2 separate regions of the Homo sapiens genome follow, and region 2 is linked to region 1. The links are chromatin contacts, found by Hi-C or POLR2A ChIA-PET in ENCODE. All regions are on one chromosome and are shown on one strand. The core of a region is the stretch at or near the end of the contact, and the rest is flanking DNA. Distances in the headings are between cores, read along the strand shown.

Region 1 (5,813 bases), core at 854-3,353:
TTTTAGAGACAGGGTCTCACTCTGTTGCCCAGGCTGGAGTGCAGTGGTGCAATCATAGCTCACTGCAGCCTCCACCTCCTGGGCTTGGTATCCTCCAGCCTCAGCCTCTTGAGTAGGTGGGACTACAGATGCATGCCACCACAGTCAGCTAAGTTTTAAAATTTTTTGCAGATACAGGGTCTTGCTATGTTCCCCAGGCTGGTCCAAAACTCCTGACCTTAAGCAATCCTCCTGCCTTGGCCTCTCAAAGTACTGGAATTATAGGCATGAACCACCACACCTGGCCAACTAGTGTATAGTTTTGAAATAATGTTAAAGGAAGTAAAAAGACAGTCTAGTAGAAGCTAGGGCGGTTTAATGTTCCAACCTCAAATCTGAATCAAGTCTCATCTCTTCCCATGCCCTAGAGCTGGGCAGCCTAGGGTTTGCTGGGGGCACTCAAAGTAGGGAGGGATGGGGGTTAGCTTTAAGGACAGCTGCTCTCTTCCCCTCTTCTGGGCAGAGTACCTTTGGCAGTAGGGCCCAGAGTGGACCTGTCTGTGTGCCTGGCTGCGTGTTAGTGGTGGGAAAGTGCCTGCTCTCTGGCCCCGTCTGGCTGTGTGAGCTGCTGGTAGCCTCTGCTGCTGGGTTTCTCGGGACCCAGCTCAGCCTCACCCTGGCTCCTTCTGGGGCTGAGGATCTCCCAGAGAACGCAGCCAGTGGTGACTCCCTTCAACCCCTGCCAGGCATCTCCTCCAACTTCCTCCCCTTAACTTGGAAGCCCATGACCCGTCCCCTGCCCCGCATGCCCACATTCCTTCACCGGAATCGTAGAAGGCAGGGACTCATGCCTGAGGTCAGACATGTTCCCAGATCCAGGGTATGCATGCCTGGCTCCCAAAGACATCCCTTTCTTCCACTGAGATAACAGCACTGTGAATTTCAGCTCAACAGGTGTACAGTCAGTTAAATAAAGGAAGTAAAGACAATCAGTCTAGTATAAGCCAGGGCAGTTTAATGTTCCAGCCTCAAATCTGAATCAAGTCTTATCTTGATTGGAACTCCTCCTTGCTCCTCCTTGCTCTTGGAGGAGCACCCTGGCTTTGCAGGGTGCAGAGAGATTAATTTCTTCTCTGCAAACCCTACGCTGCTGATAACTCATCACTGCCACCTCCTCATTTCTGAAGCTTTAGTAAGGTGTAATTGACATGATGAACTGCACATATTTAAAAGGCCCGGTATGGTCCGTTTTGACAGTTGCATATTCCTGAAACTTGCCTTTGCTCCTAGTCTAGTCACATTGGGAAGAAGGCGCAGGGTTGTGGCTAGGGTAGCTGTGAGGGTTGGATTGGGTTACTTGTTTGCAGCTGTCTTTAGAATGTAGGTGACTGGCCAGCTGTGGTGGCTTAAGCTTGGAATCCTAGCACTTTGGGAGGTCAAAGAGGAGGTGGAAGGATCACTTGAGTCCAGGAGTTTGAGACTAGCCTGGGCAACATAGTAAGACCTTGTTTACACAAAAATTTTTTTAAAAGGCTGGGCTTGGAGGCTCACGCCTGTAATCCCAGCATTTTGGGAGGCCAAGGCGGGCGGATCACGAGGTCAAGAGATCAAGACCATTCTGGCCAACATGGTGAAACCCCATCTCTACTAAAAATACAAAAATTAGCTGGGTGTGGTGGCACATGCCTGTAATCCCAGTTACTCAGGAGGCTGAGGCAGGAAAATCAATTGAACCCGGGAGGCGGAGGTTGCAGTGAGCTGAGTCACACCACTGCACTCCAGCCTGGGTGACAGAGTGAGACTCCATCTCAAAAAAGAAAAAAGAAGAAAGAAAGATTTAGGAGGTAGCACCGATCAGACATGAGGGCATAGGAGAGAGAGGGGGCTGGGATGATGCCCTGGTTTTAGGCGTGGGTGACGGGGGCTGTGATGTGGTTCATTCTGGGGAACACTCGGGAGGGGGCGGGGTGGGGGAAGAAGGAGGTGGTTTTGGGGGAAGGCAGTGTGCCCAGTTCGGGCATATTCATTTGAGATACTGGTTTCGTTTGCATTGTGTCACTGAGCATTTACACACATTCTACAGTACAGTGTGTTTTTATCCACATCACACCCTCTTCCCAGCCAAACCCACACAACCGCAGAAAAGGAAGCTGGTTTAAAAACAGCAGGAAGAGGGGTTGATAGATTTGCTATGGGATTTTTGTGGGGTTTTTTTTGTTTTGTTTTGTTTTGGTTTTTTTTTGAGATAGCATCTCTGTTGCCCAGGCTGGAGTACAGTGGTACAATCTGGGCTTACTGCAACCTCCACCTCCTGGGTTCAAGTGATTCTCCTGCCTCAGCCTCCAGAGTAGCTGAGATTACAGGCGTGTGCCACCACGCCTAATTTTTATATTTTTAGTAGAGATGGGGTTTCACTATGTTGGCCAGGCTGGTCTTGAACTCCTGACCTCAGGTGATCCACCTGCCTCAGCTTCCCAAAGTGCTGGGATTACAAGCATCAGCCACCATGCCTGGCCTTTTAGCGAGATTTTTAAGTGGAAATTGAAAGGGGGATTTCATTTGGCACCAGCAAGCTGAGCGTCCATCCGGGTTAGGGGCAGCCCACATGCTGGAGTAAATTGGGCCTGCCCGCAGGCAGTGGGGGGTCATGCATCTCCGTGTCACAGGCTGGAGAACTGGCTCAGCTTGGTGTCTGTTCTTTACTAATGGCTTTCGAAGCTGGTAGCTTGGGAAGGATGTGGGCTTGCAGAGGGTTCACTGCCGTGGGGAAGGGAGTGAGATGTGCTGAGTTCAGGTGGCTCTGAAGGACCCACACGCCTGAGGTCCTTAAAATGTTATTTCTGAGTCAGACTTAGAGCCAGGGGACTTTTGGAACTGATTTTGATCTTTGGCAAAGGTCAGCATTTTCTGTGGTGTAATAATGGAGAAAGTGGTCTCTAATCAGAGCCTCATGGAAACATCAAGTTATCCAGTTGGAGTGGATTTCTCTACTGCAGAGCTTCTTTGAGATTTTTTTTTTTTTTTTTTTTTTTTTTTTTTTGAGATGGAGTTTTGCTCTTGTTGCCCGGGCTGGAGTGCAATGGCACAATCTTGGCTCACTGCAGGCTCCACCTCCTGGGTTCAAGTGATTCTCCTGCCCCAGCCTCCCGAGTAGCTGGGATTACAGGCGTGCACTGTCACACCTGGCTAATTTTTGTATTTTTAGTAGAGACAGGGTTTCACCATGTTGGTCAGGCTGGTCTCAAACTCCTGACCTCAAGTGATCCACCCACCTCAGCCTCCCAAAGTGCTGGGATTATAAGCATGAGGCACTGTGCCCGGCTATTTTTTTTTTTTTTTTTTTGAGAGACAGGCTGGAGTGCAGTGATGCGGTCATAACTCTCTGTAACCTCAAACTCCTGTGGGATCCTCCCACTTCAGCCTCCTGAGTAGCCGGGAGTACAGCCATGTGCCACCATGCCTGGCGAATTTTTTATTTTTTGTAGAGACAAGGGTCTTGCTGTGTTACCCAGGCTGGTCTTGAACTCCTGGGTTCAAGCGATCCTCCCACCTTGGCCTCCCAAAGTGCTGATATCACAGGCATGAGCAGCCACTGTGCCCAACTTCTTTGAACCTTTGATTGCTAATGTACGTGTTGTTTCCGAGAGAGGAATCATAGATACAGCTGTCCGTTTGTACAGTTGTCCAGTATCCATGGAGGTTGGTTCCAGGGCCCCCAATAGATACCAAATCCTTGGATCTTCAACTCCCTGATACAAGATGGTGTAGTATTTGCGTCTAACCTAAGCGTATCGTCTCGTATACTTTATTTATTTGAGACAGAGTCTCACTCTGTTGCCAGGCTGGGGTGCAGTGGCATGATCTCATCTCACTGCAACCTCCACGTCCCAGGATCAAGTGATTCTCCTGCCTCAGCCTCCCGAGTAGCTGGGACTACAGGCATGCACCATCATGCCTGGCTAATTTTTGTGTTTTTCGTGGAGATGGGGTTTCACTCGTTGGCCAGGTTGGTCTCAAGCTCCTCACCTCAGGTGATGCGCCTGCCTCGGCCTCCCAAAGTGATGGGGTTACAGATGTGAGCCACCTCACCTGGCCCCTCTTGTGTATACTTTAAATCATCTCTAGATTATTTATAATACCTAATACAATGTACATGCTATGTAAATAATTGTTATACTGTATCGTTTAGGGAATAATGACAAGAAAAAAAGTCTGTACATGTTCTGTACAGATGCAACCATGAATTATTTTTCTGGATATTTTTCATCCAAGGTTGCTTGAATATATGGATGTGGAACACACAGATTGCATTTGGTTATCTGAACCCCTGAACCCTTTTCTCATAGTGCCTTATGGGGGACTAGTGTTTCTTAGAACACACTTTGGGAAATGTAGAGATAATCCTTGTCTGTGTTTCAAATAAACGAAAGTTTTTTGTTGTTGTTGTTGTTGTTTTGTTTTTTTTTTTTTTTTTTTGAGACGGAGTCTCATTCTGTCGCCCAGGCTGGAGTGCAGTGGCACAATCTCAGCTCACTGCAAGCTCCGCCTCCCAGGTTCATGCCATTCTCCTGCCTCAGCCTCCCAAGTAGCTGGGATTACAGGTGCCCGCCACCATGCCCGGCTAATTTTTTGTATTTTTTAGAAGAGACGAGGTTTCACCGTGTTAGCCAGGATGGTCTCGATCTCCTGACCTCGTGATCCGCCCACCTCAGCCTCCCAAAGTGCTGGGATTACAGGCTTGAGCCACTGCGCCCGGCAAACGAAAGTTTTAATGATAACTTTGGACCTGGAACTCAGGAAGCTCCCATTTAAGTAGGTGTCTTGTTCTCTCTACCCCTCTGCACATACACTGGCTTCATTTCTGGGCATGCAGGGTGGCTCACATGTGTATCCCAACACTTTGGGAGGCTGAGGCAGGAGGATCACTACAGGCCAGGAGTTCGAGGACAGCTTGGGCAACATAGTGAGACCCCATCTCTACAAAAGATAAAAGTATCAAAATTAGCTGAGTATGGTCATGCGCACCTGTAGTCCCAGCTACCTGGGAGGCTGAGGTAGGAGAAGCATTTGAGCCCAGGAAGATAAGACTGCAGCGAGCTATGATTGAGCCACTTGCACTCCAGCCTGGGTGACAGAGTGAGAGACCCTGTATCTTTAAAAAAAGAAAAGAAAAGAAAAAGATGGGTTGAGCACAGTGGCTCACGCCTGTAATCCTAGCACTTTGGGCAGCCGAGGCAGGTGGATTACTTGAGGTCAGGAGTTCAAGACCAGCCTGGCCAACATGATGAAACCTCCTCTCTCCTCCTCCACCTCCTCCCTCCTCCTCCTCCTCCTCCTCTCTCCTCCTCCTCCTCCTCTCTCCTCCTCTCTCTTCCTCCTCTCTCCTCCTCTCTCTTCCTCCTCCTCTCTCTTCCTCCTCCTCCTCCTTCTCTCTCTCTCTCGATGCTTAAATTCTGGTGGTCTTAAGAGAGCTGTCCCTCTCCATCCTCCTGAGCCCCCAGTACATGCTGGGTTGTTACAGTTCTGGGCCACAGCGTCCTCACTGCAACCTTTGTGCACCTGGCCAAGTGTAAACAGTTGCCACGGAGGGAATGGACACCAGTGCTGAGACCCAGCGCTCTGCACGATGAGGCTCAGTCCTTTCGTCATGACTCGCCCTGTGCCACCCCATGCAAGTTACCGTGTGCCAATCTCTTTCAAAGTCTGGATCTCCGTCACATTCACTGTCCTGGAACTGCCCTTTTACGCTCGTTTGCTGAGCTGTGTTTCAAGAGATAGACATCCCTCTTCCCTGAGGAATATGCTCATAGCTGCCTTTCTCCCTCCACACTTCA
Region 2 (5,813 bases), core at 1,186-3,685, 310 kb before region 1:
CTTACGTTGACTCATTTGTCACCCAGAACTACCCTGGGTGCCACTGCAAGTGTATGGCTGTAGAATTAGGAGTGACTGCTATACCTAAGGTGCTGTAACTCACTGATAACCCGCATCTGCCTGCCTGAGTTTGGTCTGCCCACACCAGGCTGCTTTTGCACTGCTAGGAGACCATAAGAAACTAGGCCGAGCGGCAGCAACCAACTCTTCAGCACACATTGACCAAGCACTTTTATTTTATTTATTTTGAGACGGAGTTTTGCTCTTGTTGCCCAGGGTGGAGTGCGGTGGCGCCATCTTGGCTCACCCCAACCTCCGCCTCCCGGGTTCAAGCGATTTCCTGCCTTAGCCACCCGAGTAGCTGGGATTACAGGCACGCGCCATCACTCCCAGCTAATTTTGTATTTTTAGTAGAGACGGGGTTTCTCCATGTTGGCCAGGTTGGTCTCGAACTCCTGACCTCAGGTGATCCGCCCACCTTGGCCTCCCAAAGTGCCGGGATTACAGGCCAAGCCACCGCACTTAACTGACCAAGCACTTTTAGTATTGCAGTTACTGAGGGCAAAAAAAAAAAAAAAACACTTTTGGCACAGATATGAACAAGATCAGAACAGTCAAGCTTGCTCTAACAGGGTCACTGAAGAAGGAAGGTAGATCCCCTGAAAGTTGCCGCTATTTCACCCTTGTTCCTTTGGCGTAATGTCCCGTTACAGGTGCAAGAGTAGCTTTGTTTTACTGTTTTGCAGATCTCTTGGGAGCTAAGTCACACGTACTCTCTGCTTAGGCGTCCAGTCTGTTGTGATATGTGTTTTCTTAAGACAGGGTCTCGCTCTGTCTCACAGGCTAGAGTGCAGCAGTGCGATCATAGCTCACTGCAGCCTCAAACTCCTGGGCTCACGTGTTCCCGCCTCAGCCTCCCAGGTAGCTGGGAGTGCTACCATACCGGGCCATTTTACTTAATTATTTTTGAGATGGAGTCTCGCTCTGTTGCCCAGGCTGGAGTGCAGTGGCTTGATCTCGGCTCACTGCAACCTCCACCTCCCAGGTGCAAGTGATTCTCCTGTCTCAGCCTCCTGAATAGCTGGGATTACAGGTGCATGCCACCATGCCTGGCTAATTTTTTTGTATTTTAGTAGAGACGGGGTTTCTCCGTGTTGCCCAGGCTGGTCTTGAACTCCAGAACTCAGGCAATCCACCTGCCTCGGCCTCCCAAAGTGCTGGGATTACAGGCGTGAGCCACTGCGTCCAGCTGGGCCATTTTATTTTTTAGAGACAGGGTCTTACTATGTTGTCCAGGCTGATCTCAAACTCCTGGCCTCAAGTGATCTGCCTCAGCCTCCCAGAGCACTAGGAGTACAGATATGAGCCACTGCACCTGGCCTATTGTGATATGTTGTTTCACTTGAAGTATTTGAAAAAAATACAGTATCACACAAATAAGTAGTTGGAAAGGGGTGAACCTAAAGAATTGAAGTTGAATGGCAGAAGCAGAATAAGGTTAAGAAAGTTCTCATTAGGTGGGTGCGGTGGCTCACGCCTGTCAACTTTGGGAGGCTGAGCTGGGTGGATTGCTTGAGCCCAGGAGTTCAAGACCAGCCTAGGCAACATAGTACATAGTGAGACCTCTGTCTCTACAAAAATTAAGTGGGCATGGTGGTGTGCACCTGTAGTTTCAGCTACTCAGGAGGCTGAGGTGGAAGGATTGCTTGAGCCCAAGAGGTTGAGGCTGTAGTGAGCTATGATCACGCCACTGAATTCCAGCCTGGGAGACAGAGCAAGACCTTGTCTCAAATACAATAAACAAAAAAGACCTCATACTACATGAATTAAATCAGTCTGTAGATCAGGCACCAGTGGTAAAGGTCTTTTTTGCCTCTTTTTTAGTGCATTCTAGAATTTTAAAAATAACCGATACTAGGCCAGGTGTGGTGGTTCATACCTGTAATCCCAGCATTTTGGGACACCGAGGCAGGCGGATCACCTGAGGCCAGTAGTTCAAGATCAGCCTGGCTAACATGGTGAAACCCTGTCTCTACTAAAAATGCAAAAATTAGCCGGGCATGATAGCACGCGCCTTTTATCCCAGCTACTTGGGAGGCTGAGGCAGGAGAATCGCTTGAACCAGAAGATAGATTGTAGTGAACCAAGATCCTGCCACTGCACTCCAGCCTGGGCAACAGAGCAAGACTCCATCTCAAAAACAAACAAAAACTGATACTTTGTCCGAAAGGTGATTAAAAATAACAGTGTGAAACATCAGAGGTCTCCATTCCAAGAACTTCAGGTCAGGGGTAGAGTGGAGAGGCCATAAATGTAATTCAGTGGGACCTTCTAGTACAGCAAAGCATGAAAGCAGTTTTCCTCCACTCTATTTATGTGTGATGACCACATGCGTTGGCCTCTGCTCTGGTCAGCTGAAACTGCATGTTGATTCACTGGGTGATTTGAGTGGCTAAGAATGGCACCTCCCTCCTGGGTGCACAGTTCCCAAAGCCTACTCAGAGAAACAACCTTCTGAGCACTAGCTGGGTAACCCTGTTCTAGGAGTTGACAATCAGTGGTCACCAGCCTAATCAGAACATTAACATGTGGCATACCAGCTTGCTAATTAGCCCACTGGTTTGAATTTTCCAACTCTGATGTGGATAAACGTGGTTGAATCTGAATGGCCACAAGCTGTACCTCTCATTAACCACACAGCGCTGTGGTCAGTGAGGAGTTAGGGTGAGAGTAGCTGGATCACACTGGCAAGACAATGAGTCAAGACATCTCAGGTTATGTAAGGGACTCACGTGGCACTCTGTTATCCTGTTATCCAGAGTATTGGAGAGGAAAGGCCGTAGGAATTTGAGGAACACTATGACTTGGGGCCTTTTTTTTTTTTTTTTGGAAAGACAGAATCTCACTCTTGCACAGGCTGGAATGCAGTGGCATGATCACAACTCACTGCAGCTTCTACCTCCTGGGCTCAAATGATCCTCCTATCTCAGCCTTCTGAGTCGCCGGGACCATAGGTGCGTACCACCACCACACACACCTGGCTAATTTTTGGATTGTTTGTAGAATTGAGGTCTTGCTATACTGCCCAGGCTGGTCTTGAACTCCTGGCCTCAGGCAATCCTCCCATCTCAGCCTCCCAAAGTGCTGGGATTACAGACATGAGCCACTGTGCCCAGCTGGTTTTTATTTTTTGAATTGGCAGTGCACACACGTTACAAAAGTGTGAGGCGGCCGTATACAGCCCACAATGCTTGACATATTTACCCTCTGGCCAGTAGTTTGCAGACCCCTGGTTTATCAGAAACTCTTCCCAGCATGCCCATTACCTGATCACCCATTAATTGCCATTCTTAGAGGTAACTACTGCCATCCATTCTTCTAATTTGGTTGAGCTTGAAATAGGATTTTTGCTGCCTTTGAGCACTGATGTGACTCTGGCCTTGTGATTTTAAATATAGATAGTTGAAATTTGGTGGTCCCAAAACAGATATCTTGAATTAGAATATTTAATTCCATTTAAAGGGTAGTTAGGTGGTATTGGGGCACTTGAATCCCAAACACAAAAATTGAAAAGAACGTTACAGTGATTGGCTACAGACCCACTCCTTGATATGGCAGATAAATTCCTCTATGGGTTGTGGAACCTTGAAAGTCACTGTTGGCATTTTACTCCCAATGTTCATATTTCTCCTTACAAAAAGGACATTCTCGGCCAGGCGCAGTGGCTCACGCCTGTAATCCCACCACTTTGGGAGGCCGAGGCGGGCGGATCACCTGAGGTCAGCAGTTCGAGACCAGCCTGGCCAACATGGCGAAACCCTGTCTCTGCTAAAAATACAAAAAAATTAACTGGGTGTGGTGGCTCGTGCCTGTAGTCCCAGCTACTTGGGAAGCTGAGACACAAGAATTGCTTAAACCCAGGAGGCAGAGGTTGCAGTGAGCTGACATCACGCCACTGCACTCCAACCTGGGCAACCGTGAGACCCTGTCTCAAAAAAAAAAAAAAAAAAGGACATTCTCTAATATAACCGCCATACTGTTATCACCCAATTAATAATTCCCTAATATCAGCCCATATGCAAATTTCTCCAAATTGTCCTCAGAATGCATTTGATAGCTTTTTCCAATCCCCCTCCCGCACCACCTAGACTCCAATTAAAATTCATTAATTGCATTTCAATATTAGATTTCTTTGCCTATTTTTTTTTTTTTTTAAGAGACAGGGTCTCAGTTGCCCTGGTTGGAGTGCTTTGGACAATCAGAGCTCACTGCAGCCTCCAACTCATGGACTCAAACAGTCCTCCCAACTCAGTCTCCCGAGTAGCTGGGACCACAGGGCTGCACTACCACTTCCGGCTAATTTTTTTCTTTTTTTTTTTTCAACATGGCCTTCCAATAAATCTATTTTTATTTTTTGTAAAGATGGGTATGTTGTCTAGGCTGTTCCTGAATTTCTGGCCTCAAGTGATCCTCTCACCTTGGCCTCCCAAAGTGTTAGAATTAATGGGCATGAGCCACCACGCCTGGGCCTGATAATGGCTTGAGACCAGGCTACTTGACAGTCTCAAGGCCCCACGTTCTGGGTTTGTCCAGTTGTCTGTGCCTATGTCATTTAGCTTGTTTCCTGCCCTTGTTGGGGTACTTTTTTTGTCTTAAGAACTTTGCTTTCTCCTCCATTTAACCTTCTCACTGGTTCACTCTGTGTTTTTTTTTTTTTGTTTTTTTTTTGAGATGGAGTCTCGCTGTGTCACCCAGGCTGGAGTGCAGTGGTGCGATCTTGGCTCTCGGCAAGCTCCGCCTCCTGGGTTCACACCATTCTCCTGCCTCAGCCTCCCAAGTAGCTGGGACTACAGGCACCCACCACCACGCTCGGCTAATTTTTTGTATTTTTAGTAGAGACGGGATTGCACCATGTTAGCCAGGATGGTCTCGATCTCCTGACCTTGTGATCCACCCACCTCGGCCTCCCAAAGTGCTGGGATTACAGGCGTGAGCCACCACGCCCGGCTACTCTGTGCTCTTAAGCAACTACCAGCAGCAGAGCCTGTTACCTAAGCGGACAAGGCCAAAGCCACTGCTCTGAAAGGCCAGAGGGATTGGCCACTACCCATGGGGACCATCTTGTTTTCTGACTGGAGTCTTCTGGGCTCGGGGATTTGCCTCCTCAATCCTCTCCTGCCTCCCCTGGATGGGAAAAGTACAGTATTAGGTGGTTTAATAAGCACTGGCTTTGACTCACATCCTCACTTGGCCCACTGGGTCCTGGTGGTCTGCAGCTGTTCTGCCCCTATGCCTGGGGGAGGTGGGGAGACAGCACAGCCCACCTTATTCACTAGAGTTAACTCAGGAACCAGAAGCATGCCTGAGACACTTCTTTCATACTGGATCTACACTAGGGGAATCACAATCTTGGTGTTAAATTAGTTCTTCCCACTGTGGTCGGCAAATTACCCTACCACTCATTGGCTTGTAGGAGCTGAGAAGATAAATGAAAGCCTTTTTTTTTTTTGAGACGGAGTCTCGCACTATTGCCCGGGGTTGGAGTGCAATGGCGTGATACCAGCTCACTGCAACCTCCGCCTCCTGGGTTCACGTTGATTCTCCTGCCTCAGCCTCCCGAGTAGCTGGGATTACAGGCATCCACCACCATGCCTGGCTAATTTTTTTGTATTTTTAGTAGAAACAGGGTTTCACTATGTTGGCCAGGCTGGTCTTGAACTCCTGACCTCGTGATCCGCCCGCCTTGGCCTCCCAAAGTGCTGGGATTACCAGGCATAAGCCACCGTGCCTGGCCACAAGAAAGCCTCTTTTTA

The links. A loop is a pair of places that touch in the nucleus more often than their neighbours do. ChIA-PET counts read pairs that join two places held with the same protein, here RNA polymerase II (POLR2A). Pooled maps may share reads with other maps.
Region 2: POLR2A ChIA-PET joins it to region 1 with 13 read pairs in activated naive CD4-positive, alpha-beta T cell. The contact joins two enhancer-like sites. A Hi-C loop is called at or near these places in 1 of 168 maps with a recorded cell type or tissue (ascending aorta), 2 of 37 single-sample maps with no recorded cell type and 9 of 50 pooled maps. POLR2A ChIA-PET finds 5 or more read pairs at or near these places in 4 of 52 experiments (H1, WTC11, activated CD4-positive, alpha-beta T cell and 1 more).

The regions. Positions count from the first base shown.
Region 1 is chr7:76,005,406-76,011,218 of GRCh38, reverse strand. The region is part of intron 5 of STYXL1 (serine/threonine/tyrosine interacting like 1); the gene reads left to right. Among named protein-coding and RNA genes, the nearest start is that of TMEM120A, 14 kb to the right of the region's middle. RefSeq lists an enhancer at 2,554-2,733. Within about 2 kb of position 2,103, at least 4 of the 41 ENCODE cell types and tissues checked have a DNase peak (open chromatin) inside an H3K27ac peak, as active enhancers do.
Region 2 is chr7:76,319,638-76,325,450 of GRCh38, reverse strand. FPASL (fibroblast proliferation associated lncRNA) reads right to left here. Exons shown (of 2, transcript NR_186616.1): 1 at 5,004-5,813; 2 at 3,165-3,732. Among named protein-coding and RNA genes, the nearest start is that of FPASL, 4.3 kb to the right of the region's middle. Within about 2 kb of position 2,435, at least 10 of the 41 ENCODE cell types and tissues checked have a DNase peak (open chromatin) inside an H3K27ac peak, as active enhancers do.